Linked DNA regions of Homo sapiens: region 2 is linked to region 1. Evidence: chromatin loops called from intact Hi-C (ENCODE). Cell type or tissue: mammary epithelial cell. All regions are shown on one strand. Each heading gives the region's core, and the rest is flanking DNA. Links, peaks and the distances in the headings are about the cores only.

The links. Hi-C counts contacts between places; a loop is a spot of excess contacts. Peaks named below come from ENCODE experiments on the same cell type or tissue, not always from the same donor. Only the 100,000 strongest peaks of a DNase experiment are listed, where the experiment ranks them.
Region 2: a loop joins it to region 1, with 4 times the contacts of the local background. A loop is called at or near these places in 3 of 110 quality-filtered maps.

Annotation. Positions count from the first base shown.
Region 1 is chr3:122,382,551-122,399,345 of GRCh38, reverse strand. FAM162A (family with sequence similarity 162 member A) reads right to left here and starts at 15,164. Exons shown (of 5, transcript NM_014367.4): 1 at 15,047-15,164. The coding sequence starts at 15,080. It overlaps MIX23 (mitochondrial matrix import factor 23), which reads left to right and starts at 16,115. Exons shown (of 5, transcript NM_001017928.4): 1 at 16,115-16,172. The coding sequence starts at 16,122. RefSeq lists enhancers at 14,980-15,029, 14,853-15,353 and a silencer at 15,120-15,269. In mammary epithelial cell, for the core only: a CTCF peak has its summit at 6,255 (motif pointing left); no DNase peak of the experiment used is centred there; H3K27ac peaks cover 391 bases.
Region 2 is chr3:122,922,867-122,939,661 of GRCh38, reverse strand. SEMA5B (semaphorin 5B) reads left to right here. Exons shown (of 23, transcript NM_001031702.4): 5 at 192-237; 6 at 10,604-10,666; 7 at 11,047-11,145; 8 at 11,659-11,872; 9 at 12,985-13,270; 10 at 15,910-16,045. Among named protein-coding and RNA genes, the nearest start is that of LINC02035, 45 kb to the right of the region's middle. RefSeq lists an enhancer at 12,642-13,142. In mammary epithelial cell, for the core only: no CTCF peak of the experiment used is centred there; DNase peaks (open chromatin) are centred at 5,201, 7,271, 7,791 and 9,951; H3K27ac peaks cover 4,420 bases.

The DNA of each region.
Region 1 (16,795 bases), core at 2,806-10,805:
TCAAAAAATAAATAAATAAAATAAGAAAATGTGGTACATATACACCATGGAATACTACACGGCCATAAAAAAAGAATGAGAGCATGTCCTCTGTAGGAACACTGATGGAGCTGGAGGTCATTCATTATCCTTAGCAAACTAACACAGGAACAGAAAACCAAATACTGCATGTTCTCATTAATAAGTGGGAGCTAAATAATGAGAACACATGGACAAACAGAAGGGAACAACAAACATTGGGGCCTACCTGAGGGTTGTGGGTGGTAGGGAGGAGAGGATCAGAAAAGATAACTAATGGGTGCTAGGCTTAGTGCCTGGGTGACAAAATAAACTGTACAGCAAACCTCTGTGACATAAGTTTACCTATATAACAAACCTGCACATGTAGCCCTGAACTTAAAAAATTTTAAAAATATCGTTTAACCTAAACTCCATCTACTATCTACCCCTTACTAGATTGTTTTAAAGCAAATCCCAAATATTATATTAGTTCATCCACAAATACTTCAGTATGTATTTCAAAATCATATCTGAAATACTAATATAATTTTTAAATGTTCCTTATTATCAGTATATTATGATCAAATCCTATTAAGATGAAATTTCTGATAGGCTCATTTTTTTTTGCAGTTGGCTTATTCAAAATAGGTGCACAAACTGAATATGGCTGATGCTTCCTGAGTTTCTTTAAATCTATAGGTCTCCCCTCTTACTTTTTAAAATAATTTATTTGTTAAAGAAACCAGTCTTTAGTCCTATAGTGTCCCTCAATTTTAGATTTTGCTTATCACACCCCCATGGTGTTGCCCAACATATTCTCCAAACTCCTCTATTCCTTGTAAACAGATTTTTGAGGCTTGAAAGATTTAGATTAGATCTTTTAGCAAGAATGTCATAGGTGGTATTGTGTCTGTCTTATTATGCCACATCAATAGGCATATGCCAATTTTGTCTCTTTTCATATTAAGATTGTTCAGTACATGCTATCAGTCTGATTCACCTTTTAGAAAGTTCCCCATCAACCTTTCATCTATCTTTTTTTTTTAGCAGACAATGGTGATTATTACCTAGATCCATTCATTTCATTAGGGATTGCAAAATGGTGGTATTCTCCCCCTTCACATTAACTATTTGGTTATCTTAAGGCATAAACCGTGCAGAAAATGTGGAATAAATGCTGGATTCTTTCCCTTTATTTGCCAGTTTTAAAATGAACAAATTGGTTTTCTTGCACTTCCTTACGTTGCATTTTTACACATGTGATGTGCTCTAGACTGTTTCAGTTGTTCCTTTTAATCCCATTGGGAACCCTTCTAAGTTGGCTCCCGAGTCCTTTCAACACATCATCAGTGGTCATTGATAGCTTTCTTTCTGACAAGATATTCCAGACTGATTTTAAATGTTTTCTGCCCGAGTTGGAATCACACATTCCTCCCAATGGGCTCTGGTTCTTTTAAAGAAATGTTTTTAGAGACTCCTTAGTGGGGGCTCATTTTTTTTCAGTTTGTCACTGTTTTTGCCTTTTCAGTGAACAAAGCTAGGAAATACCTTCATAAAATAAATACATTTAAGACATTAGTTTTGATTAGCAATTGTTACCTTCAGCTTTAGCATGAATAATTTTAATTAATTAAAATCAGAAGCAGAGACAACCAGAAATAGTTTTGATCAGGTGGGAGAAAAGGAGAGTAATTCTGATCTTGGGATTGTGGTGCAGATGAGGCCAGGTCTGGTACAGGCTCCTGAGAATCAGAAGACACCTAAGAGCCCCTGAGTCCCTAGGATGTGGAGCAGTGGAACAGAAATGAAAGCTGGAAAGGCACCAGAGATAAATCTGACTAGGGCTTTGCCACTATATGATGCTCTAGATGACAGAAATGGAATGTCCAAGACTTGTATTGAATGCAGTAAGAGTGTGCCCTCAGACCTTTGTGGTTAAAAATGAATTTGCTAATAGATAAAAAGACTGTGCCTTGGAAGTTCCAAACTCCCACTTGGGTGTCTTGCAGCCTCAGAGTTTGGAGCAGTAAGGGGAGGTGAGAGAGGGAGTAGGAGTAAAATATGGTTACAGAGGCGGTTTTCCCAATGATGGTGAAAAGCATCATTTCCTTACTTTTCCCCCCTTGCTGTTAAAAAAAAAAATCTTTTGAACATAACAATTTAAAAGACACTACTGTGGATTTCTCATGAAAATATGTTCATGGTTGTTAAGATTTTTAAAATAATACTTTTATTGATACATAATTCCCTACCATAAAACTCACTTTTAAAGTGTGAAATTTGGTGGTTTTCATATATTCACTAAGTTGTGTATTGATCACTAATTCCAGAAGACATTCATCACCCCAGAAAGAAATCCTGAATACATTAGCAGTCATTCCCTGTTTCCTCCTTCCCCCAACCCTAAAAGTCACAGTCTCTATGGATTTACATATTCTGGACATTTTATATAAATGGAATCATACAACATGTGGCCTTTTATGACTGTCTTCTTTTACTTATATTTTCAAGGTTCATCCATGTTGTAGCATTTGTCAGCACTTGATTCCTTTTTATTGACAAATTTTATTCCACTATACCAGAGTTTGTTTACACATTAGTCAACTAATGGACATTTGGGTGGTTTCCACTTTTTGGCTATTATGAATAATACTGTTATAAACATTTGTGTACAAGTTTTTGAGGAACATGTATTTTCATTTGTGGGGTATATACTAAGGGGTGAAACAACTGGGTGATATAATTCTCCATTTAATCATTTAAGGAATTACAAGACCATTTTCCAAGTGGCTGTAACATTTCACATTTCCATATATGAGGGATCCAATTTCTTCACATCCATACCCACATTTGTTATTCTTTTTGATTATAACTGTCCCAGTAGGTAGGAAGTGGTATCTCATTGTAGTCTTAAGTTACATTTATCTAATGAGTAATAATGAGGATCTTTTCATGTACTAATTGGCCATTTGCATATCTTCTCTGGAGAAACATCTATTTAGGTCCTCTGCCTATTTTTTTTTAAGTAGGGTTATGTCTTTTCATTTTTGAGTTGTAAGAGTTCTTTCCTTATCTGATATGTACTTTGCAAATATAGTCTCCCACTCCATGGGTATCTTTTCACTATCTTGATGATGTCCTTTGAAGTACAAAAAAATTTAATTTGGGTGAGGTCCAGTTTATCCATCTTTTCTTTTATTGCTTGAGCTTTTGGTGCCATATACGATATCACAAAGATTTACTCCTATATTCTAAGAATTTTATAGTTTTAGCTCTAACATTTAGGTCTGTGATCCATTTTGAGTTATACTAGTATACTTTCTGTGAAAAGGATCCAAATTCATTCTTTGGCATGTAAATATCCAGTTCTCCCAGCACCACTTGTTTAAAAGACTGTTCTTTTCCGCACTGAGTTGTTTTAGCGCCATATAGAAAATCAATTGACTGTAAATATGAGAGTATATTTCTGGACTATCAATTCTATTCCACCGATCTAAATGTCTGTCCTTATGCCAGCACCACACTGTCTTAATTATTACAGCTTTGTAGTTAAGTTTTTAATCAGGAAGTATGAGTCATCCAACTTGGCTTTTCTTTTTAAAGATTAGTTTGCCTACTCAGGGTCCCTTAAATTTCTAAATTTCTGTATGAATTTGAGGATCAGCTTGTCAATCTCTACAAAGACCCCAGCTGGGATTTTGTTGGGGATTGTGTTGAATCCATAGATCAATTTGAGGAATTCTTCCATCTTAAAAATATTAAGTCTCTCAAACCATGAACATGGGATGTCTTTCCATTTATTTGGGTCTTCTTTAATTTCTTTCAGTAGTGTTTTTGCAATTTCCAGAGTACGTTTTAAACTTCGTTATTCTTTTTGATGCTATTATAAATGGAATTTTCTTCATGTTTGCATTATTTATTGCCCATTTATCTTGCATACTGCAAAACTGTTCAACATTTAGTCTAACAGGGTATGTGTGTGTGTATTCCTTAGGATTTTCTATATACATGATCATGTTATCTGGGAATATAGTTTTACTTCTTTTGCCACTTATTGTTTTTCCTGCCTAAATTCCCTAACGAGAACCTCCAGTAAGTACAGTGTTGAACAGAAATGTCTGTTGAAAATGGACATCCTTGTCATGTCATGGGGGAAACGCATTCAGCCTTTCACCATTAAGTCCGATGTTAGTTGTGGGTTTTTCATTTAATGCCCTTTATCAGGTTGAGGAAGTTCCTTTCTATTCATAGTTTCTGAGTGTTTTTATAATGAAGAGGAGTTGCATTTTGTCAAATGCTTTTTCTGTGTTTACTGATGTGGTTATGTGTTTTTTTCCTTTATTCTATTAACATGGTGAATGATGTTGAGTCAGGAGTCCTAACCTTACATTTTTAGCATACATCCCACTTGATCAGTCTATAATTTTTCATGTCACTGGATTCATTTTGTAGCAGTTCTTGAGGATTTCTGCATCAATATTCCTAAGGGATATATATGGGTCTATAGTTTTCTTGAGATTTTTTTGGGAGGGGTTTGGTATGAGGATAATGTGGCCTCATCAAATGTATTGGGAAGTGATCCCTCCTCTTTTGTATTTTGGAAGAATTTGTGAAAGATTAATTCTATTTTTTTCTTTAAATGTTTGGTAGAATGCACAATTGAAGCCATCTGGGCCTGGACTTTTTCTTTGCAGGAAGTTTTAAAATCACTAGTTCAATCTCCTGTTACAGGACTTTTCAGATATTTTATTTTTTCTTGACTTAGTTTTGATAATTTTTCTTTTTCTAAAAGTGTGTCCATTTCATCTGGTTTATGTAATTTTTGCCATAGAGTTGTTCATAGTCTCTCCTTGTATCCTTTGTGTGTTTGGCCACAGAGGTCTGTCTGGTTATCTTAGTGGTCAGCTAGTAACTGGAGAGACTAATAAATGCCTTTAAGTTTATTAAGTGTTTGCCTACGGGCTGTGTGTGCATGTTGGGGCATGTCTTCTACCCTCAGGCAGGCAGTCTGCAACACTGCCTTAGCCTTCTGATATAGTTTGGATCTGTACCCCCACCCAAATCTCATGTTGAAATGTAACCCCCAGTGTTGGAGGTGTGGCCTGGTGGGAAGTGAGTGGATCATGGGGGTGGATTTCTCATGAATAGTTTAGCACCATCCTTCTTGGTGCTGTCCTCGTGATAGTGAGTTCTTATGAGATCTGGTCGTTTAAAAGTGTGTGGCACCTCCCTGATCTCTCTTGCTCTTGCTCTGGACATGTGACATGCCAGCTCCCCCTTCGCCTTCCACCATGATTGTAAGTTTCCTAAGGCCTCCCTAGAAACTTGACAAATGCCAGTATCATGTTTCCTGTACAGCCTGAAGAACGATGAACCAATTAAACTGCTTTTCTTTATAAATTACCTAGTCGTAGGTATTTCTTTTTAGCAATGCGAGACTGGCCTAACACACCTTCCATTCGTGCTCGGACAGAGACTAAATGTGAGGTGAGAGCTTAGAGACCTCTCAGGTTTTTCCTGGAAAATGTGTCCAACCTTACACATATTACATTCTAGAAATATGTCAGAGCTTTCCAGATGTCAGGATGGACATCTCATTCCCCAGCTTCTTGTTTGACCCAGCTGTTACCCACTCCATGTTATGTCAAACAAGTGCTGCTGATTATTTTCAACAAATGCACCAGGGAAAACACTGTTTGCAGTGAATAAACTCCAAGTCAGGTGAAAAAAGATAAGCCCTGTGAGTGGGGTTTCCAGCGAACTGTCAGACAAGTCAAATAGTAACAATTCTCTGCAGCTGGAAGTTTTGGAAAACTCTTAAACCCATTCTGCCTTCTTCAGTGCCTGCAAGGCTGCTGGTTTTCAAAGTAACTGTGATTTGTGAGGCTGTTGGTTTTCAAGACTATTGTGAAGCTGAAAGAAGACAGGAATAAAGCAAGTTAAAACTCCACAAAACTTGCTGTCCTACCACGATTTCAGGCTTTTTTTTTTGGATAAATGCTCCTCAGATTGTCACAAATGCCTGGTAATTTTCCAGAGTTCTGGAAAAGTTGCTTCTGCCAACTTCTGGCAGTGTTATCATTGCTTTTGGGTAAAAATGGATTTTCAGAGGTCCTTACTCTTGACACACCAGAAGTTGGAATCTCTATTTGTGGTTACCTGGCACACAGTCTTTTTCATAAAAGGCCTCATTTATTTTGTTTTCTAGGGCTATAAATGCCAGAAAGCTTTGCCTGGATCTGGCAAACACAACATCAGTGCCACCTAGTGGAAAGGAGATAAATTAACTGCTTTTAGCTTGTTTCCTCATTTAAAATGTGGATAATGCAGTGTTTCTTGTACCAAAGTTGATTTGAGGGTTAAATGGAAAAGCAAATATGGGAGCATCTGGTAAGATGCTTGAAACACAGCAGGCTCTCTAACTGTTAAGTTTATTTTTTTTTTGAAATATTATGTAAAACATTAACTTTGATAAAACTTCTAGAACACTTTTCAATTTTACCCCTAATGTGGTCAGGATTTCTGACAAAGTTAATTATGCAGTTATGAGGCCATGGGAAAAGTCTATGAAACTCTTCAATAGATTTTCATAGCACTCAGGATTAAGACACAATTATTAAATCCTGTGATCTTCAAATTTTAGTGTTTTAGTGTTTGGTGTGAATCAGAGGAATGCCTTGTTAAAACACAAATCATGAGGCTGTCTACCTCCAGTTTCTGCATCCACAGTTCTGGAATGGAGGCTGGGAATTCGCATTTCTAACAAGTTCCTAGGTGATGCTGCTATGCTGGTTCTGGACTATACTTTGAGAACCTAGGCTTTTCTCTCCCCTAAGATGTGGTTAAATATACATAACATAAAATTTACCATTTTAATTATTTTAAGTGTACAATTCAGTGGCATTAAGTACATTTACACTGCTGTGCAACTATTACTACTATCCATCTCCAGGACTTTTTCATCTCCCCAGAGAACCACTGGTTTAATGTGACCTACAAGGCCCCATCTCACACAATGCTATCCCATTCCTCCTTTGGCAGGCACTTACAAAAGGAACAAGGTTAACCGGCAGCAAGCTAGAAGGACTCTGCTCTTTAAACAGAAAAAGAATCAATAATTATTTCCTAAGACAGCTGTCCTTTCCCATTCCTCCTAATTATAGAACAAAGGCAGTTTAGGAGAACAGAAGACAAACTGCCTCTCAGCTAGCTCAGTTTGAGAAATAATAAAGCAAAAAATGCTAACATGTATACCTACTATCAGTGACATCGATGTATGTTGGAGTAATTCATTCAACAAAGTACTTCCTATGTGCCAGGCATTGTTTTAGGCAATATATAAAAAAGATAAAAATCTGTGCCAATAGAACTTGCATTCTACTGGGGAGAAAGTTATACATATGTTAGATACTAAGTGCCAGAGAGAAAAAAATAAACAATGGGGACATGAAGTATGTGTTTGGAATGGGCTGTGTATGAAATTTTACATAGAGTAGTTAGGAAGTCCTCTGTGAGAATGTCACTCTTGAAGGGAAGCAAGGGCTAGCTATGCAGCTATCTGGTGGAAGAATATTCCAAACAGAAAGAATTATAAATGCAAAGACCCTAAAAGATTCTAGAGCCCATAAAGAGAAGGCCAGTATGGCCAGAACAGAATGAATAATGGGAAGACAAGTAGAATTTGATGTGAGAGAGGTACTGAGGTAGTTATGGAGGGTAAGGACTTGGAGACATGAGAGGTTCACCTAGATCAGACTGTATCTCCCAACTTTTTCTTACTACAACTTCATATTGTATGCTAATAACTTTTACCTCCCTACAGTATAAATGCTGATTAAAACATACACACATATTATCTTATTATAGATATTAGAATAATAGACTAATGTAAATATATTTTTTTAAAGATGAGGTCTTGCTTTAAAAATATTTTTAAAAATGTTATCACTACATAGTGAAACCCCACCTCTACAAAAAATACAAAAACTAGCTGGGCGCAGTGGCATGTGCCTGTGGTCCCAGCTACTCAGGAGGCTGAGGCAGAAGGGTGGCTTGAGCCCTGGAGGCAGAGGTTGCAGAGAGCTGAGATCATGCCACTGCACTTCAGCCTGGGCGATAATGCCAGACCTTCTCTCAAAAATAAAATAAAATAAAATTTTAAATTTTAAAAAGTTATCGCTAAAAAATGTCTGAAGTATTTGATGTGGTCTTGGTTTTTATTTTGCAATTATAACAACATGAAAGCATAAACAAACTTTAATATCATTACTAAGACCTTCGTTTTCTCTCAAAGAGACAGAATATATTGACCAGACGTCCAAGCCAGAAATTTTCCATCCTCTGGTGGATCACGATTAAAAACATACAAACCAAAAGAAAAACAGCCCTTTAACCCTCTAGCTGGACTTAACAGCTTGTCCCTGGCTGACCAATTCTGTGTCTCCAGGGCCCTAGCAGGAAGTTAAGATGAAGCCTCACAGCTGTCTCTAAGGCTCTGGGTGGCAAACGGCTAATCTTAAGAGTAAAGGTTCTTAACTTTTTTATCTATCGAAATCACCTGGGGGACCCTGTGAAACAGATTACTGGACCCAACTGATACAGTCAGTATGGACAGAACCTGAGAATGTGCACTTCTAACAATTGCCCAGGTAATGGTGAAACTTCTGCTATGGGGGACCCATAATCTGAAAACCAGTGCCTTAGAAATATCATTGCTAGCTGGAGGCTATAGTGGTCAGCCAGGGTGAGGCTGGTTGAAGTACCAGCTTCTCTCCTGGTAGTCCCCTCCTTTCCATAAATATCCTTTCCAACCCCATGATAGACAGTGAGGAAAGGTAGGGATGCTTTTTCTTTCTCAGAATCTTTCAAGGTCCTCTTGGAGAAAACCATAGGTGATGTGACTGGAGATATGACAACTCTCTGGGAATCAGAGAATCAATATTACAACCCACTCCCCAGAGTGTCTATCTGAAACTCTCTAGGCCTTAGCTGTTGACCTGGGCTTTGTGACAGAAACAGACTCCCTATATCCGTTTTCTCATCCTTCCCTGCAGGCTTGAAGAAATACCAGTCTTCCTTTATTCTTAAGTAGTAATCCCTCTGCTGAGGGATGTCGTACCAAACTTATCCTTATTTTCCACTGCCTTTTTCCTGCCAAATGTTATCTCCCCCATCTTTAAAATCAAAACTAAAAAACTTATTTTTTTTTTTAGAGACAAGGTCTCACTTTGTCACCTAGGGTAAAGGGCAGTGGAGAGATCATAGCTCACTGTAACTTTGAACCGGGCTCAAGCGATCCTCCTGTATCATCTTCTGGAGTAGTTGGGACCACAGGCAGATGCCACCATGTCTAGCTAATTAAAAAAATTTGTTTTGTAGAGATCGGGTCTCACTATGTAAAAACCTTTGTACCACCAAGTTGTTACACACCATGTTATGTAAAAAGCTTTTAGTAAAACAAACTTTAAATGATAAAAGTAACACTTGCTCATTACAGAAAATTTGGAAGTTAAAAAAAGATGTGAAGAAAAATAAAAGCACTCATAATCATAGCACTTAGGGATAACAACTTGGTGCATTAATATTTCTTTTCAGACCTTTCCTATACTTACATAAAACATATACATTTTTCATAATCAGATAATACTGTATCTTGCTATGTCACAAATACTTTCCAAGATATTAATACTTTTAATAGCTGTATAAAACCCGACACACAGCTATAATCTGAATGTAGTAATTCCCTACAACTTGATTTCTTTCCAATTTTTCAGTGTTATAAGTAATGTTTCAATGAACAGTTCTCTACATACATCTTTGATGGTATTTCTGATTATTTCCTTAGAATAAAATCCTGGAAGTGAAGGGTAAAAGGGTATGAACCCCTTTAAGTTTCCATCTATCTATCTCATCTATCTATCTATCTATCTATCTATCTATCTATCTATCTATCTATCTATCTATCCATCTATACTACTTTCCAGAAAGGCTGACTACTTCTCCAGTAACTTCTACTAGTAGTTACTGAGAATTCTGTCTTATTACTCTACAATAACACTGAAGGTCCACTATGTTGGACAAAGCATTCACTTGTTCTCAACAGGTACTATTAATAAAATTCTTATTTCCTCTTTTTCATAGCTCAAATGATTGAATAAATGGCATGTATCTACTACTTCACTTCACCACCCACACTTTATTTTGCTACAATGTTTCCTTCTCCAATCATTTTACTAAAATTACTCTACCAACATTAGTGACCTCTTTCTAGTCATATGAATACATTTTTTTTTTTTTTGAGACGGAGTCTTGCTCTGTTGCCCAGGCTGGAGTGCAGTGCTGTGATCTCAGCTCACTGCAAGCTCTGCCTCCCGGCTTCACGCCATTCTCCTGCCTCAGCCTCCTGAGTAGCTGGGACTACAGGCGCCCACCACCACGCCCGGCTAATTTTTTGTGTTTTTAGTAGAGACAGGGTTTCACCGTGTTAGCAAGGATGGTCTCGATCTCCTGACCTCGTGATCCGCCCACCTCGGCCTCCCAAAATGCTGGGATTACAAGCTTGAGCCACCGTGCCCGGTCATGAATACATTTTTTTAGATTCTCATCATTAGCCCTTCTGACTCTACTCTTCCCATTTTTGTGGCCATTTGATTCGACTGATCTCATCTTTCTACAAGGATTCAATGCCTCCTTACATTGTACCACCAAATTCTCTCACTTCATCTCCAACCTCTATGACCAATCTTCTTTAATGTCTTCTTTCCCAGTTCCTATTATTTACACCATGTCACACCTCCAAGGCTTAGTCCTTGCTTCTATTCTGTGCTACTCTCTGGAAGGACTCCTCCATTCTGTTTTAAAAATCAACTCCAGACTAATTGCTCCCATATCTTTATCTCCATAACTTTACTCTTCCTTTGCCCTCAGGTCTTCAACCTCTCACAACCTATAACTCAGTGCCACCTAAACCTACTCAATAATGCACCATCTTCTCTGCCAAACTAACACAAATCTTTGATGGCGTTTCTGATTATTTTTCCAACTTTCTTATTTCTGACAATGAGGCAATACTTCTGTAGTCCTCAACATTAAAAAACTTGTCTTTAAGTCCTTCCTTACTCAGTATCTCCAAACTCATCCTTTCTTCAAGACACTTCCTAAATATATTCGTTATTTCCATCATCACCTCACACATCAGTTACTGTAATATCTTCATAGGTAGCAGCAATTCAACTGGTATGTAGTTGCTGAGTTAATTTTCCAGAAATGTTTCTTGTGTTACTTCTCCTGCTAAAAGGTTTTTTTGGTCCAAATTCATTTGGTTCAAACGTCTCCAAACACTACACTTTACCTCCTATTGCCTCCTGATCAAAATCCCTAAGGTAATCTTTCCTCTCTCATATCCTTTTTCAGACTCATTACCGCCCCTACATGTGCTCACAACTCATTACCGCCCCTACATGTGCTCACATCACTCTCACACCCCTTCATTTCAATGGAGCCTTCAAGAATCTCAGAATTCTTGAAGCCAATGGTATATTATATATGTTTGTTTGTTCATTGCAATAAATCAGCCCTAGGAGTGGGGCAGTCCATTCATTTTAGAGCCTTCACAGTATACACACAGGGCATCCATTGTGTACTCAATAAATACTTGGCAAGACCTGGAAAGGAGCAATAAGTAAAGCCAAATGTGGGGGTAGTTAAAATGCGTACGTTCTCATTTAGGTTTGGTTAGCAAGAACAAACAAAAAGAATAAGGTAGCAGAATGTGGTAGAAATAAAATCAGAATGGGAGCCAGGGGATACTGGCTATGTCCCAGGTCTGTACCTGTGTGGTCCTTGGCAAGCTGATTCCCTTCTTGGCCCTTAAGTTTCCTCATCTGTAAAAATTAGAGGACTAAATTACCTGACTTCTAAGATACCTCTCTACTCTAATGCTCTGAGATGTGGGTTAAACTAAAAGGAAGGCAGCCCATAGTCCATTACATTGGTAACAATGACGGTAACAAATTCATTTTCAAATCTGACCAGTCAACAGAGTTTAGGGGAGCAAAACTTTCTTTCAATAAGAAACATTCTTGTAAGGTCATTCCATTCCTTTGAACTAATAATCATTCTGTGGAAAGATACAATATCCTAAAAGTTATATCTATTTTATTCTTTCAGGAGAAAACAGGTGTGAAAACTCACCTTACATTTGCAGCATGTTCCAAGATATTTCCTAGCATCCTTCATCCAAAAAATATGTATTGCCTGTCTACTATGAACTGAACACCAATAAGTGGTAAGGACTGAGTAAAAACAAAACAGAGCCAGTGTTTACCCTTATGAAACCCAGCGTAGTGTGGGTAAATGGCCATTTAGTTCCTAATCATCTGTATCAGTGCTTTTTAACTTAAAGAGCATGAACTGCTCTGAGTAGCAGATATAAAATATGGACCCTCTCTCTCAAAAATGGTATACAATCATAAAAATTTGAGAAGTTCACAGGACCTCTCAAATGTGGAGGTGTCCAGTACCACAAGTTAACAACCCTGATCTGTATCTACAACTACATCTACAAAACAACAAATTCGAGCTCATAAAAGCCTACATTATGTTTGCTATATTGTTTGCTAAGGGAGTATACCAAAGATTTCCAACAGAAACAAAAGTAAAGGTCCATCATTTATAAGGTTAAGTTTTGATCATCTGAAATTTCACTTACCTAGAGAATCTTATTCCAAATATTCTGGATAAGTAAGGTATGCCTAGATTATGCTTCTTTTCTTTTTTTTTTTTTTTTTTAGACAGGGTCTCACTCTGTTGTCCAGATTGGAATGTGGTAGCATGATCGTATTATAGCTCAATGCAGCCTCAAACTTCTGGGCTCAAGTGATCCTCTTGCCTCAGCCTCCTGAGTAGCTGAGACTATGGGTTTGAGCCACCATGCCCAGCTAATTTTTAAAAGTTTTTTTTGTAGAGACAGGGTCTTGCTAAGTTAGCCAGGCTGGTCTCAAACTCCTGGTCTCAAGCAATCCTCCAGTATCAGCCTCCCAAAGTGCTGGGATAGCAGGTGTGAGCCACCACATTGAGCCTACATTTCTATTTGATCTTTCATTCCTTTGGCTAAGGCTGCTTATTAAAGCAGTCTTCTTTCTTGAAAAGCCATTTGCACATGAAGGTGTACTTTCATTTCAGAACTAAATCTGCATTTCATGACTCTTCCATTTCAGATTAATGAGATCCAATTAGTCATGACAAATTCACACACGCACAGCCCCTGAATGAACAGCTTGAACAACAGCAAAAAGCACAAAAATTCCAGAATTAAAGGGTACCCTCTCCTGGCTCTAACATTTTTTGGCAAAGAGATCCTGGACAAGTCATCTCTGACCTATGTTTCTTCATTTATAAAGTGTGGGAGGAATAAGACTTACCTGAGAGGGCTGCTATGAGAAATCCATCCAACAAAATAATGTATATGAAAGTATTTAGCTATGAAGTGGGTGAAAGGTAGTAGGTTGTTGCGGAGTTGCTCACAAAGCATCAGACATTCGTGGAAGATCATATGGAGAGAGCTGCTCATATAACATCCTTAGTGTGCTATTAAAAATTTTATATCTGAAGTAAAATAAATTGTTCTTAAATCACTCAAGGAATTCTGCTTTGGTTAAGTGGTCAATAGTGAAGTTTTTACACATCAGAAGTTTGCAGAGATGCAAAAATATATTTATGCAAGATGCATAAATATATTCTCAAAGCAAGAAGATGAACTACTTACAATATACTCAGTATTAGTTCAAAGATGTCAAAGTAGTTCCAAGATGTCAAAGTTCTTTTCATGCAGTCCATTTTAACTTTTTTACAGAGCAATGATCCTTTCACTTGCCTTGTTGAAAAGCTTCATAATGTTAATAGGATGTACAGAAGATATTTTAGGTGAATTAGTTCAACAAAACTGACAAAATCAATGAAATCATAGTATTGAGGATTTTAGTGGAAGAAGTGTTTGCTTTTAAAGGAAGTAAATATAATAATACTCTCTAGTTTGAGACATGTTTTCCAGTCCATTCTCTACCGGAACACTAGATAAGCTGTGTAAAGGATAATCTTGAGGTGGGGAAGGTTATGTATCAAACTTGTGAAACTATGCAACATTCACTCTTTTTTTTTGCATTACTTCATTTACATTACAATATATATTTATATTATTTGAATAGCCAAGTTTGGGGCTATTTTTCCTTTAAAAATTTAATTAACAACTTTTTAATAATGTAGTGTGTGCCATTGAACAAAAGATCTCTGGTACCCAGAAAAGAGTCAAAATGCAAGCCCTCTGATTTCTCAACCCCTACTATGCCAAGGCTCTGCTGGTTCTCCCAAAAAAAAAGAATTAAGCTTTCATTACCTAAGTCCAAAATAGTCATCACACAAATGTCTACCACCAAAACAAACTGCAGATCCTTCAATTACACACTTCCTCCAAGAAATTCGAATCAATTAATTGTATAAGTGTTTAAAAGTAATGTATCCTCCATTTTAAGAAAACAATTATTATTAATCTCTAAGACCTAAATCCTTGGCCTAATCAGACATTTAATGAGTGGGGAAACTTCAGACTGGAGGTTTTCTGGGATAAACTCCAGAGAGGAAGGAGCAGGGGGAAGAGGGAAGACTCAAGGAGAGCAATAGATAGGGGAGGTTAGGGTGGAAAGCTGAATGCATGGGTAAAGGGGAGGTCTAGGGATAGTAGGTGCTTTACAGACTGAGCTCAGGGGAGGCTGAGGACGGGGGTGGGGAGAAGGGTAGGCGCGTGGGCAGTTAAGTTGGTGGGAGCTGGGTGGATGGAGATGAGGGTAATTCACGGGCAGTCTCCAATGCCTATCAGCAGCTGCTCACCTAGTTCCCTCCCACATGGCTACTAAGTAGGTAGGATTCTGAGGAACCGAGAAAGTGCGTCATGGAATGGAGCCACTCCGGGGCCCAGGAAGGCTTCAGGATTCCCCCACCCGCAGCGGCCGGGCCAGCTCCCCTACCTCCCATATCCCGACCGGCGTCTCACCTGCTGCCAGGCGCAGACCGCTGAGGCTCCCCATGGCCACTTGCTACTCCGCCGACCAGCGCAGAACTTCGCCGGGGACGGTGGCGCTGGTGAGCTCAATGTCACCCAGCGTTGGAGTGGGAAGGACGCAGGCGGCGCCGGGGGGCGGGGCGTGCGCGACGCGGTGTACAGGCCTGCGCCAGTGCGGGGCGTGTAGGACGTGCGCCACGCGCTGGAGACCCGCGGCGCCAGCCTAGTGCCCCTGGCGCCGCATCCTGAGCCAGCCTCGGAGATGGTCCTGTGGAGTGTGGCGCCGTGGGCCCTTGCCCTAGCGGATATGTACCCATGGGAGTACCTGTGTGAAATAGAAAGGAAATGTGCAACTTTCGTGATCTGTAAACTCCCGAAATACACCAGATAAACCAGTATTCCAGTATGCCGCTCTTCCAGTGTTTTCAATGAACATATGCTTTTATCAGAAAACACATAATTGGACTCTGCTCAGTGGCCCTATCTCTTGTTGGAGCATCCCTCAGGCTAATCTGAGAAATTAACATGTATGTTTTCAATTTGTTTTCTATTTACCTATTTTCTAAAAACATTTGATCATCTCCATCCTAAACACTTTACTCATACCCACCCACACTGCCAGAAATGCCGTTTTTTCTTGACGTTTCTTAGTGGTCCCAAATTCTTAACAAAGACCCCCCTGCTCCAGGGTCCGGGGAGGAGGTTAGGCACTGGAGTGAGAGGTATTAGAAAGGCCTCACTTGCCTAGATTTCCTTCAACGACCTGGTAGGGGAACCACAAGGAAATTGTTTCCCTTTTGTGAAAAGATGGGATTGGAGTAAACAGTCCCTTCAAGGTCTGACAATCTTTGATCCATGTATCTGGCCCAGTTCCAGGAGGACATGTTAAAAGGGTTGGGACAGCAGGGTGACAGGTTCCGAGGTGGATGCGGACCACGTTGAACTCAAGCCTTGCACTCAGCTTTCCTAAGGATTCCCCTCGTACTATATTTTTTGTCAGGCGACTCCGCGGTCACCTTTGCTCCGCGGTGATTGGCCTGCAGCGGGGTCCTCGTGTTTGTCCAATATGGCGGCGCCCAGTGGCGGTGTGAACTGTGAGGAGTTCGCCGAGTTCCAGGTGATGGGGTTTTCCTCATGTGGCAGGCATGTGCCTCCTTTTGTCCCCAGACCCTATTCCCTGCTTTGCGAGGGAGTATGAACCAGCTTTGGAAAAAGCGGGCAATTCAAAGCTCTTTTCTCGAGCCATTGGAGGTCATGGGGGGCGCGGGTTTGGCCTTAGGGAGCGAGGCTGCTCTGTAGGAGGAGGGAGGAGGGGGGTCATAGTTCTCTCCGCGGCTCTCCGGCCTTGTCTGGGAAGCTCTGGGTAATCTGCTGTGGTAAAGCTCGGGATGCGTGGATAAGGATTGTAACAATCTTGTAGCAGTTCCCTGAACTCAGTTTCCAGCTTCTGCCATTCCTCTCCTACTTTTGTAAGTAGAGTTTTTGTGGGAGAGAAGAAGGTGCAGAAGAGCTATTTAGTTGATAAAACATACTTGGTGCAATTTACTATTTTTGTGGGACAGGACGTATGGAAGCTTGGAGGGAGGATTAATTATAGTACCTGCTCTAGTGTCATTGCCCATTAGAGAAGATGTAATATTTAGAGGTTTTGCCTTTTTATGTTCAAATATCAGAGACCTAGGGCTAATTATTAACACCTGAATGCAAGAATAGGGATCTGGTTTTGACCAAGTTGCCATT
Region 2 (16,795 bases), core at 4,513-12,512, 540 kb before region 1:
GCTTCCTGGATTTCCTCCCAGGGTTGTGTGAAGATTAAGTGAGCAAATGGAGGTAAAGCTCTCCTTAGGGGTTGACCCTAGGCAATCAGCACCCAGTCCTGGCGTCCCAGGAGGCCCAAGCCAGGAGGCTGCTCCCTGGGTCCTGCCTGCAGAACCAGCGTCACTTAGGATGTCTGTTTCCATTTTCACAGGAACTACCTCTTCAGACTCAGCCTTGCCAATGTCTCTCTTCTTCAGGTACGATTGCTTTCTTCCCTTCCCTTCCTATAATTTCCCCTATTCCAGAGCCCAAGGCAGGGCAACGCAAGTGGCGCCATTCAGAATTCAGCCCCTAAAGTTGAAAACAGGAGCCACTTGTTCTTTTCACTGGCCATGGACTCAGACCCCAGCTATCAGAGTCACTGCCCGCAATGTACGTGGAGGGAGGGTGTGGCTCACATATACGCAGAGGCACACAAGGCTCTTGCATCATGCAGCGAGGCTGCTAATGAGGAAGGGAGAAAAAGAATGCCAGGCTGGGGTGACCAACTGTCCCTGTTTGGGACTGAGAATGCAGAACTTCCAGTGCAAAAACTGGGACAATACTGGGCAAACTGGGTTGGTTGGTTATTGTAAGTCCCCAGACCTGGCTCCACAGGAGGGTCTCTGAGTTCAGGCCTCCACGGAAAGGGTGTTCCTAGTTCCTTTCCTAGCCCAGTCTGAATGATCCCATTCTAACTCAGCATTTTCTTTGAGCTGTGATTGATTTATTATCTGCTGCCAAGAAGGACTTCCCAAGCATAATTCCCTAAGTGCTCTGAGAGGCGTTTTAATGGGACTCCTTGGTCCAGAACATTTATCCCAGATTGAGAAACAGATGTCAAACCATCTTTGCAGAGGCTGAATATTGTAGAGAAAGGAAGGCCATCTCTTCTTCAATGAGGGGAGAGCCTCAATTCTCATGTCTAGGAGACATGTTCTAGTCTCCCAATGATTAAGCATTCATTGAGCACTTACTGTGTACCAGAACTCATGGCTAGGGGGCCACGAGACTATAAGAAATGCAGAGTCTCTGGCCTTCAGGAAAACATGATGAGTGACTAACCTAATCAGAAGTTAGAACTTAATCATTTGCTGGGCTGTTTGGTATAGAGTTTCACTGCCACAAGGGAGACCTTCTTGGGGAGCTGGTATGACATTCTGGCCACACCTGGGTCCACACACCCAGGGACATTGCAGTTCTTGGCTGGTTGCTAGAGGGGAGGTATAAGGAAGCAGAAAATCTGTGCCCATTGGAAGGGAAGGGTTGGGAGGAACTAGGGCAAGTTGAAAGAAAATGCCATTCATCCATTTGTCTGTCCATCTGTCCTTCTATCCATACCTTTACTAGCCAGCCTGCCCATCCATCCATCCATCCATCCATCCACCCATCCAATAAACATTTGTTGAATAACCACTAAAGGCCAGGTCTCATCCTAGGCATGGTACAAGGCATTTGAGTTCTAAAGTGAATCAGGCCCAGTACCTTGCCGCAAGGAATATGCACATAAGGGATCACATACGATTCCCTTGAGGGGCTGTGCAGCATATTCCTGGGATCTGGGCTGGAGCAAGGCAGGGGAAGTTCCCCAGAAGCAGCATCTTGTGGCCTGTGAGCTCAGTCACAGGCAGCCAGTCCAGAGCCTAGTTTCCATTGGCCGGAAAGTAAGCCAAGTTGCCAAACCCAGCAGGTCAGGGCCTGGGGGAAGCCAGTGCAGAGGAGGTTCAAAGTGGGCGGGAGGAAGTGGACCCAGGGGTCCCACCCTGAGCTCCAGGCAGCTGGGTTTTTATTTGGTTCCTGTGGTGTGCAGATGAAGGCCTTCTAGGAGTGTAATGTGGCTGAAGGGAGGAAGAGAAATAGATACACAGAAATAAAAGCAATGCTGTTAAGACTGCGCTTGATGACTGAGTTCTGGGGTTTGGTTCATCCAGGTCAGTGTTGACCTGGTGTCAGCCTGGGGCAGGTAGCTTATGGCAGCCCATAGCTCAGGCTTGGAGCAGGGTCTCAGCTCCAACGGCATTCCCTGAAGGGCCCTACAGACAAGCCCCCAAAGCACCAGGAACTGGTTGACCACCTTTCCCAGCATGTCTCTTAGGGGCCTGACCTCAGGATTTCAGACTGGATTCACTGTGACAGAACTAAGGGAATAAATACATTTTATGTCCACGTTCCCACTCTGGTGTGTACCATCTGTCCACAGAGGGGAGAGAACAAGCAAGAGGTTGGGGTGTGCCATCCAGTGTCCCCTGGAGCAGACCTTGGCCTCTGGTCTTCAGTGCCCGGTCCTCCTGTCTGTTGTCTGGCCTGGTGAGGAAGCCCTGACTTGTAACTCTCAAAGCCTAACTTCAGGGGTTGCCCTGCCAGTGCCCTCTCCGGGAGCTTTGGGTCCCTGGTTATAAGCTTTCAGTTCTCAGTGTCTGCTGTCACCAGTAACCAAGTGCTGAAAATGATCTGTACCACTTTGCTGACAAGGGCGGCTGGGCCAGGGTGCCCCCGCCCAGCTTCCTCTACTCTCCCTGTGGCCTGGGGCTACACTTGGGTTAAAACTCCCCATTATGGAGCCAACTGATTCTCCCACTTGGCCCCAGGGCATGATTTAAGCAAACTTAAAACTCAATGCTTTATTGATAGTTTAAATAATTAACATTACGTAAAGAAAAATCTAAATGTAAACAGTTTTTGCAAACGAGTATCCATTAAGGGACTTCCAAGTACCTAACCCCTATTAAACAATTTATGTAAACCACTCTTCCTTAAAGAAAATCGAATGCCCAGCTCCTTCCCAATCCTCCAAGCTCTGAAGTAGGGAAGAGGTGCAGCTAGGAGCAGATGGGGCAGTGTGTGTGTTGGAGGTGGAGGAGTGGGGGAAATCAAATCAGCTCACCTGTGTGGTTATTTATCAGTGTAACTTAATAAACTGGTACTGGGAAAGAAAAGGAGGCTAGTGATTGACAGCATCCCCGGGCTGCTGAGAGGACCAGCATGATGAGCTGTCTTGGAGTTGGCAATTAGGAGCTCGTGAGCGACCTTTGCCAGAACAGTTCCATGGGACGACCTGGCTGGAGGCCTAATTGCAACAGATTTATGATCTTGGTTTGCCAGATATCCTGCGAGGCAGAAACGAGGACTGTTCTGCACATATGCATCAGGACGCATAATGGGGCTTTGTTCGGGCCTGGGCAGACATGGAGGGCAATGCCTGAGCTCTCTTCCAGTTTATCTCCACGTCCTCCAAGCTCAAATCTGGCAGCCCTGGAGTGGTTTGAAGTTGAAACTCCACAGAGCAGTGGACTTAATGCTCCAAAGATGCGTTGACATTCAGCCATTGTCCCTGGCCCCCAAGTGTCCGTGGGAGTTGCTGAGTTTTCATGGAGATGATCCACGTCCCTGGGTGTCGCCTGCTTCCTCTCACAGCGTGAAAACCACACAGCTACTGTTACTAGAGATCATCCTGGAATTTCTGGGACAGCCCTTGTTTAAAGCACTCTGTGTTCCAGATTGATCAGACACGTCTCTCTCCACCCCTTCACAAAACTCCACTAAAAAGAGTGAGAAATTTTAAAGGGTGCACATTCACAACAACAGAGAGAATGAAAAAGATGTCAGTGAAGAAGAGATTATGCATTCTGGGGCAATGGAAAGCGGATAGAGGCTGGGCACAGTGGCTCACTCCTGTATTCCCAGCACTTTGGGAGCCCAAGGCAGGCGGATCACCTGAGGTCAGAAGTTCAAGACCAGCCTGGCCAACGTGGTGAAACCCCATCTCTACAAAAATACAAAAATTAGCTGGGCATGGTGGTGGGTACCTGTAATCCCAGCTACTCAGGAGGCTGAGGCTACTCGGGAATCACATGAACCCAAGAGGCGGAGGTTGCAGTGAGCAGGTATCACGCCACTGCACCCCAGCCTGGGCAACAAAGCGAGAATCTGTCAAAAAAAAAAAAAAAAAAAAAAAAGAAAGAAAGAAAAAGAAAAAAAAGTGGATAGAGCAGGTCGGCTTGCAGAAGGGATGCAGTGGACAGGCAGCTGACTCCTCAGAAGGGCCCCAGAATTGGGTGTCCCATATTGTATGATGTGAGGATGAGGTACAAGGATGAAAGGAAGGATTGATTGACATTCTCTAAATTAAAGGGTTGGGACCCAGGTCTCCTGTCCCATCCTGAACAGCAATCCTTTCTTCCATCTTCTCCCTCCCTCCAATAAAGGAATCAAGACCCTTTCTCCAAAGATTCAACTAGAAAGTCTCCATATTCAGAGACTCCTAAAGGGCACTGATGGGGTGTGATCAGACGAAAGTCTACTTCCTCCTCCCACCCCCTGCTCCCCCAGCCCCACTTCCAGGCAGGAGACTAAGGGAGTCTTTGCTGGAAAAACTCAATGACTACAGAGACCAGACTTTTAGAATATGACATAGAGGGCCTCCCAGTGAAAAAGGCTCCTCACCCAGCACCCTACAAGAAGCCCACCAGTCTCTATGAGACCTCCCATGGAGTTCCCAGTGAGCTGCTTAGTACTTTACTCTTAAAGCAAACAAACAAAGATGCTTTTTTTTATCACGTAATTTCATACACACACAAAAGCAAAGAGAATTGTACATGAACCCCGTGTACTCAATAGCACTTTAACAATTATCAGCTCAAGGTCAATCATCTTTCATTTACATACATCCCCCCACGTCCCTGTCCTGAAGCAAATCTCAGACATATCATAACATCCATAAATATTTCAGTATACATTTCTAAAAAATAGGGATTCTTTTTTTTTTTTTTTGAGGTGGGTCTGACTCTGTCACTAAGGCTAGTGGCACAATCATTACTCACTGCAGCCTCCAACTCTTGGCCTCAAGCTGTCCTGCTGCCTCAGCCTCCCAAAGTGCTCGGATTACAGGTATAAGCCACCATACCAGGCTGGGATTCTTTTTATTTAAGTGGCCCAAAGTTAATAACTTCATATCACTAAATGTCCAGTTAATGTTTACATTTCCCTACTTGTCTTATAAAATTTTAAAATAATTTTGGTTATTTGAATCAGGATTCAAATATGCTGCAATTTGTTGATATGTCTCTTTAAAACAATATTTCTCTCTGTGCAATTTTTTATTGTGCAATTTTTTATTGAAGAAACCTCGTCACTTGTCCTATAGAGTTTCCCACAGCCTGGATTTTGCTGATTGTAATGCAGGTGGCATGACTGAACATGTTGCTCTCTTCCCTGTATCACCTGTACATTGATTGTTAGAGCTAAAAACTTCATTCAATTTAGATTCTGGCAAGATTACTTCATAGGTGTTCTTGTGTCCTTTCTTTAGGAGGTACACAGTGTCTGATTTTCTCTCTTTTGATGTTAGTAATCAGTGATGATCTTTTTCTAGATCCTTTAATTCTTTAGGTATTACAATCAATTAGCTGGGCTACTTCTATAAAAACAAAATTTTTGGGCCGGGCACGGTGGCTCACGCCTGTAATCCCAGCACTTTGGGAGGCCGAGGCGGGTGGATCACCTGAGACCAGGAGTTCGAGACCAGCCTGGCCAGCATGGTGAAACTCTGTCTCTACTAAAAGTACAAAATTAGCCGGGTGTGGTGGCGCGCACCTGTAATCCCAGCTACTCGGGAGGCCGAGGCAGGAGAATCACTTGAACCTGGGTGGCAAAGGTTGCAGTGAGCAGAGATCATGCCACTGCACTCCAGCCTGGGCAACAGAGCAAAAGTCTGTCTCAAAGAAAAAAAAATTCAATTAATGATAAACAACCAATTAGTATCTTCTGAGAGATACAAAATATTTTGTTTATAAAACAATAAACTTAAAATATGGAAATTTAAAATGTGATTGGGAAAATAAACATTGAATTGAAGGATTAGAAAATAATGTTGAAGAAAAACCTACCAGAACAACAAAAAAGAAATGAAACATAGGAGAGAAATATCAGAAAACTAGAGGATCAATGCACAAAGGCCAACAGTGGATTGGAATATTAAGAGTTCCAAAAAGAGAACAGAGGAAAAGATGAGGAAGAAATTAAGGATGAACTAACGTAAGAAAATTTGCCAAAACAGAGAATGAGTCTTCAATGCTAAAAGGTTGACTGAGTTCCCAAAAAAGACCCGTCCTAAGGCACATCAGTGTGAAATTCAGGACACTGTTATTAAGGAGAAGATCCTAAAAGTTTCCAGAGCCTAAAGAAAAAAAGAAAAAGAAAATGTCATCAGAGTCCTCAATAGCAATGCTGGAACCTAGAAGACAATGGAGGAATAAATGCCTTTAAAATTCCAAGTGAAAATTATTTTCAACCTAGAATTTGGTATCAAAACTACCAATCAAGTATGAAGAGAGAATAAATCAGACATGCAAGAATTTGAAAAATTGATCTACCATGTTCCTTTTCCTAGGAAGATACTGGAGATGTGTTCCACCAAAATAAGCGAATAAATCAAGAAAGAGGGAAACATGCGATTCGGAAAGCAGGAGAGGAAAGAAGGTAAGCCCCAGGCTAACAGTCAAGCAGGAGGCCTCGAGAGCAGCCAGAACACTAGGCAGGAAGATGGAGGTTGGGGGATGAGGAAGAGGATGGGAACTCACAGATTATCTGAATCATTTGTGCATGCAGTAAGAAAATCATATTGAGCCCAGGCATGGTGGCTTACACCTAGAATCCCAGCACTTTGGGAGGCCGAGGGGAGCAGATGACTTGAGACCAAGAGTATAAGACAAGTCTGGGCAACACAGCAAGACCCTGTGTGTACAGATAATTTTAAAAACTAGCCAAGTGTGGTGGTGTGCACTTGTGTTCCCAGCTACTTGGAAGGCTGAGGCAAGAGGATCACCTGAGCTCAGTGTTAGGTTTTGAAGGGAAGGTGAAGGTTAAAGAAAGACACACACACAGCAAGAGGGTGGCTCAACAGCAAATGCAGGCTCTATGTCCAGCATAAACCTATACAAGTGGGAAACTAGCCTAATGCCAGAGCCCACCACTGCTTACAGGCTAGGGGTACTTATAGGTATGGGTGGGAGGGGTCTGGGCAGTATGGCTTGCTGCCCAGCGGGATATTGATAAGATGTTCCCATGATGAGGCAGTTCTGGCCCTTATTCCCGTGGGATGTCATCATAGTGTTCCTTGGACCTTTGCCCAGCGAGATATGATAGGGATATTTCTTTAGTTGGGCCTTTGTCTACCTTGTGGTCAGGTGATTAAGAAGGATGTTTCTCACAGCCCGAATGCCTGGGAAATGTTTCACTTTGACCAAGGGTTGCAAAATAGTGGGGAAGCTTAAAATGGTGCAGTTTGGACTAACACCCAGGAGGTTGAGGCCGCAGTGAGCCATGATTGTGTCACTGTACTCCAGCCTGGGGGACAGAGCAAGACCTTCTCTCCAAAAAAAAAAAAAAAAAAAAAAAAAAATCATATTGAGAGGGATGTGTAAGACCTGTTGGACATTTGGGGAAAATTGGTGATAGTTCCATGCAAAACAAGCAAATGGAGACAATCAAGACAATTATTCAGTCCAAGAAAACCAAAACATTGTTCAAAAAAGGGAAACCTTATCAGAATACGAATATTTCATTGATTCTCACTCACATGCACATGTTTTCACATTTTAATGAGTCTGAAGTTGGGACGTGTCTTTCAGTTAAAGACATCTGACAGTCACATTCAGCCAGGTGCAGTCTTGATGTTGTCATGCCTGTGCAGGTATGAACTTAGTCATTTTTTCTGGTGTTCTGACCAGACAACAGCAACCCCTCGACGTTTCAGTCCACAAACCATTTTAGGATCACATGAGGGAAGAATGTGAGTCCTGGTGTGTCAGAAAACCTGTAGGCATCTTTTGGTATCGTGCTCATTCTATAAGCATCCAGACTTGCAGGATGATGTCAATGGCATGGAAGAAAATTGTGGAGATCAGAGTCCTTTAAGAATTATTGCAACACTGACACCTAGGTAGTTCAAAGAATGATTCTCTAAACAGACAAACAGCAAAAATGAGCACTGACAACTCTAAAAAGTGATTCAGAAGAGATGAACACTGAATTCAAAGGTTTAAGGATACTCAATTTTGCGTATTTTTTTGTATGCCAAGATTGATATATGATAAAACATATGTCTGAATAAGAGCACTTTCAATATGTATACGTTAAAATTTTAACTAATAAGAGCATTTGATTGGCAGCAATTTTGTTTCTCAGTGGTTCATATTACAAGTTGATGGTGCCATATATTCAGTGAAATCTGGGGTACTGGCTGTAAATACCAATGTTGATTTTAATTAAAACTGTCATTATAATGGGAGGATGGGGAGATGGGAAATGTTACGTGTGCTTTGGTGCGGGGAAGAACGGTGGTGGGTAAGTGGGAAAAATCTTCACCTCTGTAACAGGAATTCAAAAGATGAAGACTGAGATTGATACATATTTTTTAGAAATCGATTTTAAAAAACAGAGAAACAACTAAAAGAGGTGAAGGTGGTTGTCCTTGGGAAAAGGGGTGGGCTATGGGAGGAGTGGGTCGTCGGAGTTTTAATTAATACATTTTAATACTATTTAACTTTTTAAACTCTGTGCATCACTAATTTGATAAAAATAATTTTTGAAATAAATTAAAAATAAATAAATGGTCTCAAAAAAGCCATTCTGTGCTGTTCTCTCTATAAACCTATATACTTTTTTGGGGGCATATGGCCTAACTTTTGGTTAGAGAAATCTATTCACTGTGAGAGGCTGCAGGATGTAGCAGAAAGAGCTTAGTTCTGGTGTCAATTGTCTGGAGTCATCTTGGGTTTCTCGTTTACTAGCTGTGTGACCTTGGGCAACTTGCTCCACCTCTCTGGACTTTAGTGTTCTTCCCTGTAAAACAAGCAAAAGGCTATGTGTTTCACTGTTTTCTGTGAGGATCAAAGAGAAAAAGTGTGTCAAGTCCCTGGCACAGTGCCTGTCCCACTGTTGAATTCAGCGTAACTTTAACTCCTCTTATGGTACAGCCCCCTCTTCAATGGAATCAAGGCTGACCCCTTTGGTGTGCTCCTCTGCTCAGAGACTCGAGGACCCTTTGCTCATGCGGTCCTCGCAGAGCCGCCCACCGTCCGGGGCTTTTGGCCTGCACAACTGCAATGTTTGTGGCTCGTTGCTCTTTTCTGTCCCCAGAAGCCCTGAGATTTCTTATTTATGGCCCTCTCTTCTCTCATATCAGGCTCAGCCTGGGAGTTGATGGGTCCTGAGTATGACAGTGCTCGGTTGTTTCTGTCCAGATGAACACCGTGGCTCTGTGGCCAGATTCAGGGTCCTTTGCTCTTCTCCAAGGTCTGGGAGACACAGAAGCCTGGGCTCCAAACTTGTCACTCATCTCCTGAATCCAGGGTGTGCAGGAGTCAGCCTCCCTCTGCCTCACAAAGCAGCCATCACCAGGGCAGGTTGGCTGTGGGCTGGAAAGCAGAGAGAGGTCTGCTGCTCGCTCTCCCGGCCCCCTGCCTCCCCTCCCACACTGCGGCCTCTGGGGCTCTGCAGGCAGTGACTTCATGGCTAGAAACAGCCTTGTTAGAAATTAAAAGCAGGTGGGCTCTTTTTTTTCCCCTCCCCATTTGGAAGACAGAGCTGCTTTCTCAGGGCTCCCTCTCCCAGGACAGATAGGCAGTTCATGTTTATACACGTGACCCAGAAATATATAATGAGCCACGCCAGGGCTGTTGACATTGCCTGGACGTGGAGGGCATCACGCCTCCCTTCAGCTGCTGTTCAGAGAGAGTAGAGGCAGAATAGATGAAGGGGAAGAAGAGATCCTGGGTTGGGGACAGCCCTCTCCTAATGCCATGGGCATGTGAGAACATGGCACTGTCCTGCAGGTCCCCACATGAAAGCTGTGTCCCCAGACACATTACCCCACGGCAGAGCATGAGTGATGCTACCAGGGAAGCTGGGAGGAAAGTGCAGACAGTGGGGGTGGGAGGGAGGAGAGCAATTAGGAAAGGGGAAGTCCTAGCCCTTAAGACTGTGGGAACACACATAACCTTTGGAATCAGAAATGTGGGTTCCAGTCCCTGCTCTACACGAGGTTCTGTGTGACTTGCTTAGGTCACACAGAACCTTGGTTTTCCCCATCTGTTAAGGAAAAAGCCCAGAGTTGTCAACAGAAAATTAAATCTCTTACATTCAGGGTTTGCCAAATCTTTTCTCCCTTCCTGCCTGCCGCTGAGTTGAGGGCCATCTGGCACAGAATAGGCGCATTCCCCACCCAGGGCCTGGGGTGGGATTGAAGGTCCTTCGGCCACTTCCAGCTCCCTGGCTGACTCCGAGGGCAGATCTGCGTGGGGATGATGAAAGATTCAGAAGCTGTTCCTCCAGGCCTCCTCTGACACAAGCAGGCAGTGGGGTGTTGGGCTGAGGGTGCCCACCTGTGAAAGACCTCTGGGTAAGGAGATTGGGAGCCCTCCCACGTCCATGTGGATGTAGTGAGAGGAGCCCTCACCCTGCAGACCAGCCCTCCTTCACAGCTTCATGTCCACTCCCGACACTGGCTGCTGCCTGCTCTGCCAGTGAGTGGCAGTAAATGACACAGCCATGTGATGTCTGTGTGCTCCTATGTTCCTCCCCCAGGCCACAGAGTGGGCCTCCAGTGAGGACACGCGCCGCTCCTGCCAAAGCAAAGGGAAGACTGAGGTACGTGGTCTCGGCGGTCCAGGGGCCCCACCTGGAGCTGGAAGGAGGCCTGTGGTTGTGGGGATGGAGCAGCACTGTGTGGACTGAGGTCCCCTGCTAGAGAGGCCTGGCCAGGATGAGCTGGGGCTCCTTGGGCAGGTGAGGATAACAGCCCTGTGGCGAGCTGGTCCTGAGCATCTGAGTGAGCAGTGATGCGGAGAAATGACCTTGGTGGGAGGGGACGTCCACAGACGTGACCCGGACGTCGGGACAGGTGGATCTGGGGTCAAGGGGAGTGTTTAGAATACTTGTTGGCATCCATGACGCAGTGGTGTGAGCGTGAGATATCCAGCATCGCACCTGGAGAGCTGTGCTGTCTGCTCCTTTCCTTCCTGCCTCAGGAGGAGTGTCAGAACTACGTGCGAGTCCTGATCGTCGCCGGCCGGAAGGTGTTCATGTGTGGAACCAATGCCTTTTCCCCCATGTGCACCAGCAGACAGGTGGGCACCTCAGGGTGGAGGAGACTGAAGGGGGCACCATGCCGGGGGTTCTCCTGCCTAGGCACACAGCCTTGAAGGGGGGTTACCAAATTTTGCAAACAGACACCCAAAACAGAAACAAAAGGACACCCAGTTAGATTTGGAGTTCAGATAAACAATAAGTGATATTTTAGCATAAATGTGTCCCATGAAGTGTCTGGGACAAACTTATACTAAAAATTTACTCCCTGTTCGTCTGAAATTCAAATTGAGCTGGGCCTTCTGTATTTTGTTGGTCAGCCTTACCTTGGAGGGTCCTGACTGGGGCTGGAGGCAGATGGAGCTACTGGGAGGACCTCTCCCTCACTGAGGGCTGCTCCCTCAGAGGGACCATGAGCTGAGCAGTGAGATGACGCTGGAGGAGGGGAGAGGCCCAGAGAGACTGGGGCACAGGAGGAAACAAAACTCAGATGGAAAGAACAGGCAGCCCCAGGGCCTCAGGGAAAAGTGTCCCCTTCTCCCCATTGTCCCCAGGTGGGGAACCTCAGCCGGACTATTGAGAAGATCAATGGTGTGGCCCGCTGCCCCTATGACCCACGCCACAACTCCACAGCTGTCATCTCCTCCCAGGGGGAGCTCTATGCAGCCACGGTCATCGACTTCTCAGGTCGGGACCCTGCCATCTACCGCAGCCTGGGCAGTGGGCCACCGCTTCGCACTGCCCAATATAACTCCAAGTGGCTTAATGGTAAGGAGGCCCCAGTGCCAGGGGTGGGGACTCCCCTGGTTTTGAGCCCACCAGCCCACCCTGAGCCCCCCATTCATCCTCCTTCCTGCCAACCTCTGCAAGTGCTCCCACTTGCCTCATCAAGGAAGAGGTCCAGAGTAGGGCAGAGTAGACCAGAGCATGCTAGAGATGGGCCCCAGACGAAATCACAGGTGATGTCCCGAGGCCACAGAACAGATGGAGGGTGGGCTATTAGGAGAGACGGAGATAATTAGGAATTGTTTAGGAAAACAAGTTATGGATAAGAAAAAATTACGGGGCCAGGTATAGTGGCTCATGCCTGTAATCCCAACACTTTGGGAGGCTGAGGCAGGAACATCTCTTGAGGCCAGGAGTTGGAGACCAGCGTGGGCAACATAGCAAGACCCTGTCTCTAAAAATAAAAATAAAAAATAAATCAGCCAGGCGTGGTGATGCATGCCTGTATTCCTACCTACTCAGGAGACTGAGGTGATAGGATGCCCTGAGCCTAGGAGTTTGAGACTGCAGTGAGCTATGATCGCATCCCTGAACTCCAGCCTGGGTGAAAGAGCAAGAGCCAGCCTCTTAAAAAAGAAAGAGAGGGAGGGTATGGAAAGGGCCATATGAGTTTCCTAGCCCTTGGGGTTGAACCCCTGCTTCCTCACTAACTATTAGGTTGGCGCAAAAGTAATTGCAGTTTTTGCCATTAAAAGTGATGGTGAAAATTGCGATTACTTTTGAACCAACCTAAATAGCTGTGTGTCCTTGAGCAAGTACTTAACCTCTCTGTGCCACAATGTTGTATCTGTAATATGGGGATAATCATAGGATTTACCTCATATGTTGAAGGACTGGATTAATCCACATAAAGTACTTAGGATGGTGTCTGGCACCCAGTGAGAGGTGGGCGGTAACACATGTTTAATATTACAGCTGCCCTTGGTATTGGAAGTGGGAAGAGAGTTAGTTAGGGCCCCCAGGTCACCAAGATTGCAGAGAGAAGGATGTCAGGATGCCCATCTGGGAAAACCGAAGTAGTTGAGTCCTCCCGACTCTGCCATCTTCTTCCCCGCTGGCCTGCCCTGCCCCTTGTTCCTCTTCTGCCCACCCAGAGCCAAACTTCGTGGCAGCCTATGATATTGGGCTGTTTGCATACTTCTTCCTGCGGGAGAACGCAGTGGAGCACGACTGTGGACGCACCGTGTACTCTCGCGTGGCCCGCGTGTGCAAGAATGACGTGGGGGGCCGATTCCTGCTGGAGGACACATGGACCACATTCATGAAGGCCCGGCTCAACTGCTCCCGCCCGGGCGAGGTCCCCTTCTACTATAACGAGCTGCAGAGTGCCTTCCACTTGCCGGAGCAGGACCTCATCTATGGAGTTTTCACAACCAACGTGTGAGTCCTGCCCTCTGCCAGCCCCTTGCCTGTGATGTCAGGAGCTGGCCTGGCCTCATGGCCTGGTGGGCTTCATCTATAAAATGGGGACTGCCGTGCCTCCTGCCGGGGGTCATCTGAGGATTTTGTGACTTACTGCTTCTGGAGCGGTAAGCTCGTGTTCTGGGTTGCTGGGAAGGGCAAGCCTAGGCCAGAGATGAATAAAGCAAATAAATCTGCCTTAGGCTGCATGAAGGAGGAACATGCTGGTGATGAAGGTGGAAAAGCCTGCCTTGGATGAGGGGATATAGCCATGTAGGGGAGGGGAGCAGGCAGCAATAGCCACAGGGAGGCTCAACAGGAATTCACTAAGGTCCCTTCCAACCTCAGGACTATGTGATTCTGCTCAATCTAACCAGCAGTCTTCTGGTAACCCTGCCATCACCTCCCATCTAGACTGTGCTGGAAAACCAGGCTGGGAATGGCAGCCCCTTTTGCTTCCTAGGTGTGAGGACGAGTAACCCTCACAGATCATGGGACCCTCCTCCCACCCCCTCCCTCTGTGTAAGAGGCTAACCCAAACAGGTGACTTTCCTATAGACCAAGCTTGTCCAGCCCAAAGCCTTTGGGCTGCATGTGGCCCTGGACAGCTTTGAATGAGGCCCAACACAAATGTGTAAACTTTCTGAAAACTTTACGATACTTTTTTTCTTTTTCTTTTTTTTTCTTTTTTCTTTTTGTTTGAGACGGAGTCTTGCTCTGTCGCCCAGGCTGGAGCGCAGTGGGGCAATCTCGGCTCACTGCAACCTCTGCCTCCTGGGTTCAAGCGATTCTCCTGACTCTCAGCCTCCAGAGTAGCTGGGACTACAGGCACGTGGCACCATGCCTGGCTAATTTTTTGTATTTTTAGTAGAGATGGGGTTTCACTGTGTTAGCCAGGATGGTCTCAATCTCCTGACCTCGTGATCTGCCTGCCTTGGCCTCCCAAAGTGCTGGGATTACAGGTGTGAGCCACCACGCCCAGCTGGCAATATTTTTTTTTTTCTCATCAGCTATCGTTAGTGTTTAGTGTATTTTATGTGTGGCCCAAGACTACTCTTCTTCCAATGTGGTCCAGGGAAGCCAAAAGATTGGACACCCTGATATAGACAGTGATGGGTGGGCACCGAGACCAAGGAAGGCACTGGCTGCACAGTGTGCTTTGTAGGAACACCAGAAGCCTATAAGGCATGGAGTGGTGTTTGCTCACTTTGGGCCCCAGATAGCAGGCACTGGATGAGGGCCAGGCTAGCTATAGGAAAGACAGTGTGAGGGGGTGGACCGAAACGAGAGTCAGGAGTAGGTGGAGAGGCATCGAAACTGACGCCATCAGTGTGGATTCTAAATAGTGTATTGATTGCATGCCTTCTCCATGCAGGTGCCTGTCCTGGTAGGGGTGCGGCGTCACAAAAGCAGACATGGTTCAGCCTTTAAAAGCTTAAACAGGGTGATGGATATTAAACAACAAATTTTAATCATGAGAAATGCTACAAAGGGAAAGGGCAGTGTGCAGAAAAGCCTCTAACAGTATAGAGGAGTGGTGATCAGGGAAAGCTTCCTGTAGGAAGTGACATCTATAAGATGAATAGGAATAAACTAAGGGAGAGGAGCATTCCAGCCTGAGGGAATATGTGCAGAGGTTTGAGGTGGGAAGAAATGTTTCAGGAGCTGAGCAGAGATCAGTGTGGCAAGACATTTAAGGGTGAGGAGAAGAAAGACAGGAAGGAGGGTGAAGGGGTAGGGCAGGGAGGGTATGTCCCAAAGGACATTGCAGACTGCTTTAATCTTTATTGTAAGAGCAAGGAGAAATTATTGACAGGTTTGAAGCAGTCCAGCGACCAGCTCGGAGGTGCATTTTGAAACGCTCACCACTCTGGCTGCCATGTGGAGAATGGATTAGGATACTAGACAGGCTGCAGGCAGACCACCAGGAGGACAATGCAGCATTCAGGGGACTAGAGGGGGGCTGAAACCAGGCAGAGGTGGAGAGAAATGGACACATTTGGGAGAAGAACTAAATGCGAAGAATATAACTGGAGGCGTTTGGTATGGTGGTTTCCTCTCTGTGAGCTGTTCATGTAAGATTCATGGAAACATGCTTCTGTGACTGAAAGGGTCTCCTGGGTCATCTGAACTCAGGGTGTGGCAGGCTATGGCATAACTCAGTGGTTTGGTAATCAGCTTTTGTAAATAAATAAATCAGAATAGAATGGAATAAAATATCAGAGTGTTAACATATTTAGTAAGGGTAAGTTCATAAAACTTCTTTATGGATGTGTGCATATTATACTGAGTTGTAGGGTAAAATATATCTCTTACCACGGTCCATGGACTACAATGTTTGAAAGCCACTGTATTTCAGCGCCCCCGAATAAGGGAGGGAGGGAGGGAGGCAGTAGCACAGAAGGATTCACCAGTGCCTCTTGTCAGTGGGTCGTTCCCAGGGGGTTTACAGAATGTGAGGACCACATCTCCTCCCTTTGAGATCCCCCCATGTGCCAGACACATCATAGATGCTTACAGAGCCTTGGGAATTGGACATGACAGCTGGCTGTGGGGTTTATGAGGAGGGTGCCAGGTCTTACAGGGAGGGCCCTGTGCCACCACTTCTTGCCTTTCAGAAACAGCATCGCGGCTTCTGCTGTCTGCGCCTTCAACCTCAGTGCTATCTCCCAGGCTTTCAATGGCCCATTTCGCTACCAGGAGAACCCCAGGGCTGCCTGGCTCCCCATAGCCAACCCCATCCCCAATTTCCAGGTACAGAATCTCCTCCTCTTTCCCTGTCTTCACACACTGCCTTACCCCCAGATTACCAGCCACAAGCTGATTCCCAACTGCTTAGCACAGACAGACACCAGACCCGTCCCTGCCAGTCCATGCCCATCTCTGGGGTCCACAATGGTTCCCTGAGGGTATTAGCCTCTACAACTGTGAGGGAGAGTGGGTGAGGGGCAGTGCGAGGAAGCATGCTCCGAGCCATCTCTAAATGTGAGCCCACACCTCCAGGGAGGCAGGGAAGTGGGACCTCAGCTCTCCACAGTGTAGAGGACCAGGAAAGCACTACACAAGCTGTCTGGCTGGAATTTGGGAATGTTAAGCAGAGCTTTCTCGCAGTGTGTTCAACATGGGTACTAATTCCTGGAAGTGGTCAGTGCTAGGAGTGGTCAGGGTGTGGTCAGGGCCCAGCCGTGGGTAGTGTGAGTATCCCCCATCCCCATGGAGAAAGGGAAAGAACCAGGGGGCAGAGGAGGCTGCTGATGGTTGACTTTCGTGTTCGCCCAGCTTCCCACCCAGGGGGTGGGATGGAGCTGGGAAAGACCTCAAGCTTTGCAGTCCTACCATCTAGCCTATCTCTGTGTGACCTTGGACAAAAAAGTCATCCAACCTCCTTCAGTCTCCTTTTCCTTATCTGGAACTAGGGATAATACTGTAAGAGATAATACCTCACAGATATGTGAGAAGGTTCATATGCCTGGAATGTAGGAGATGCTCAGAAGGCTTCCAGCT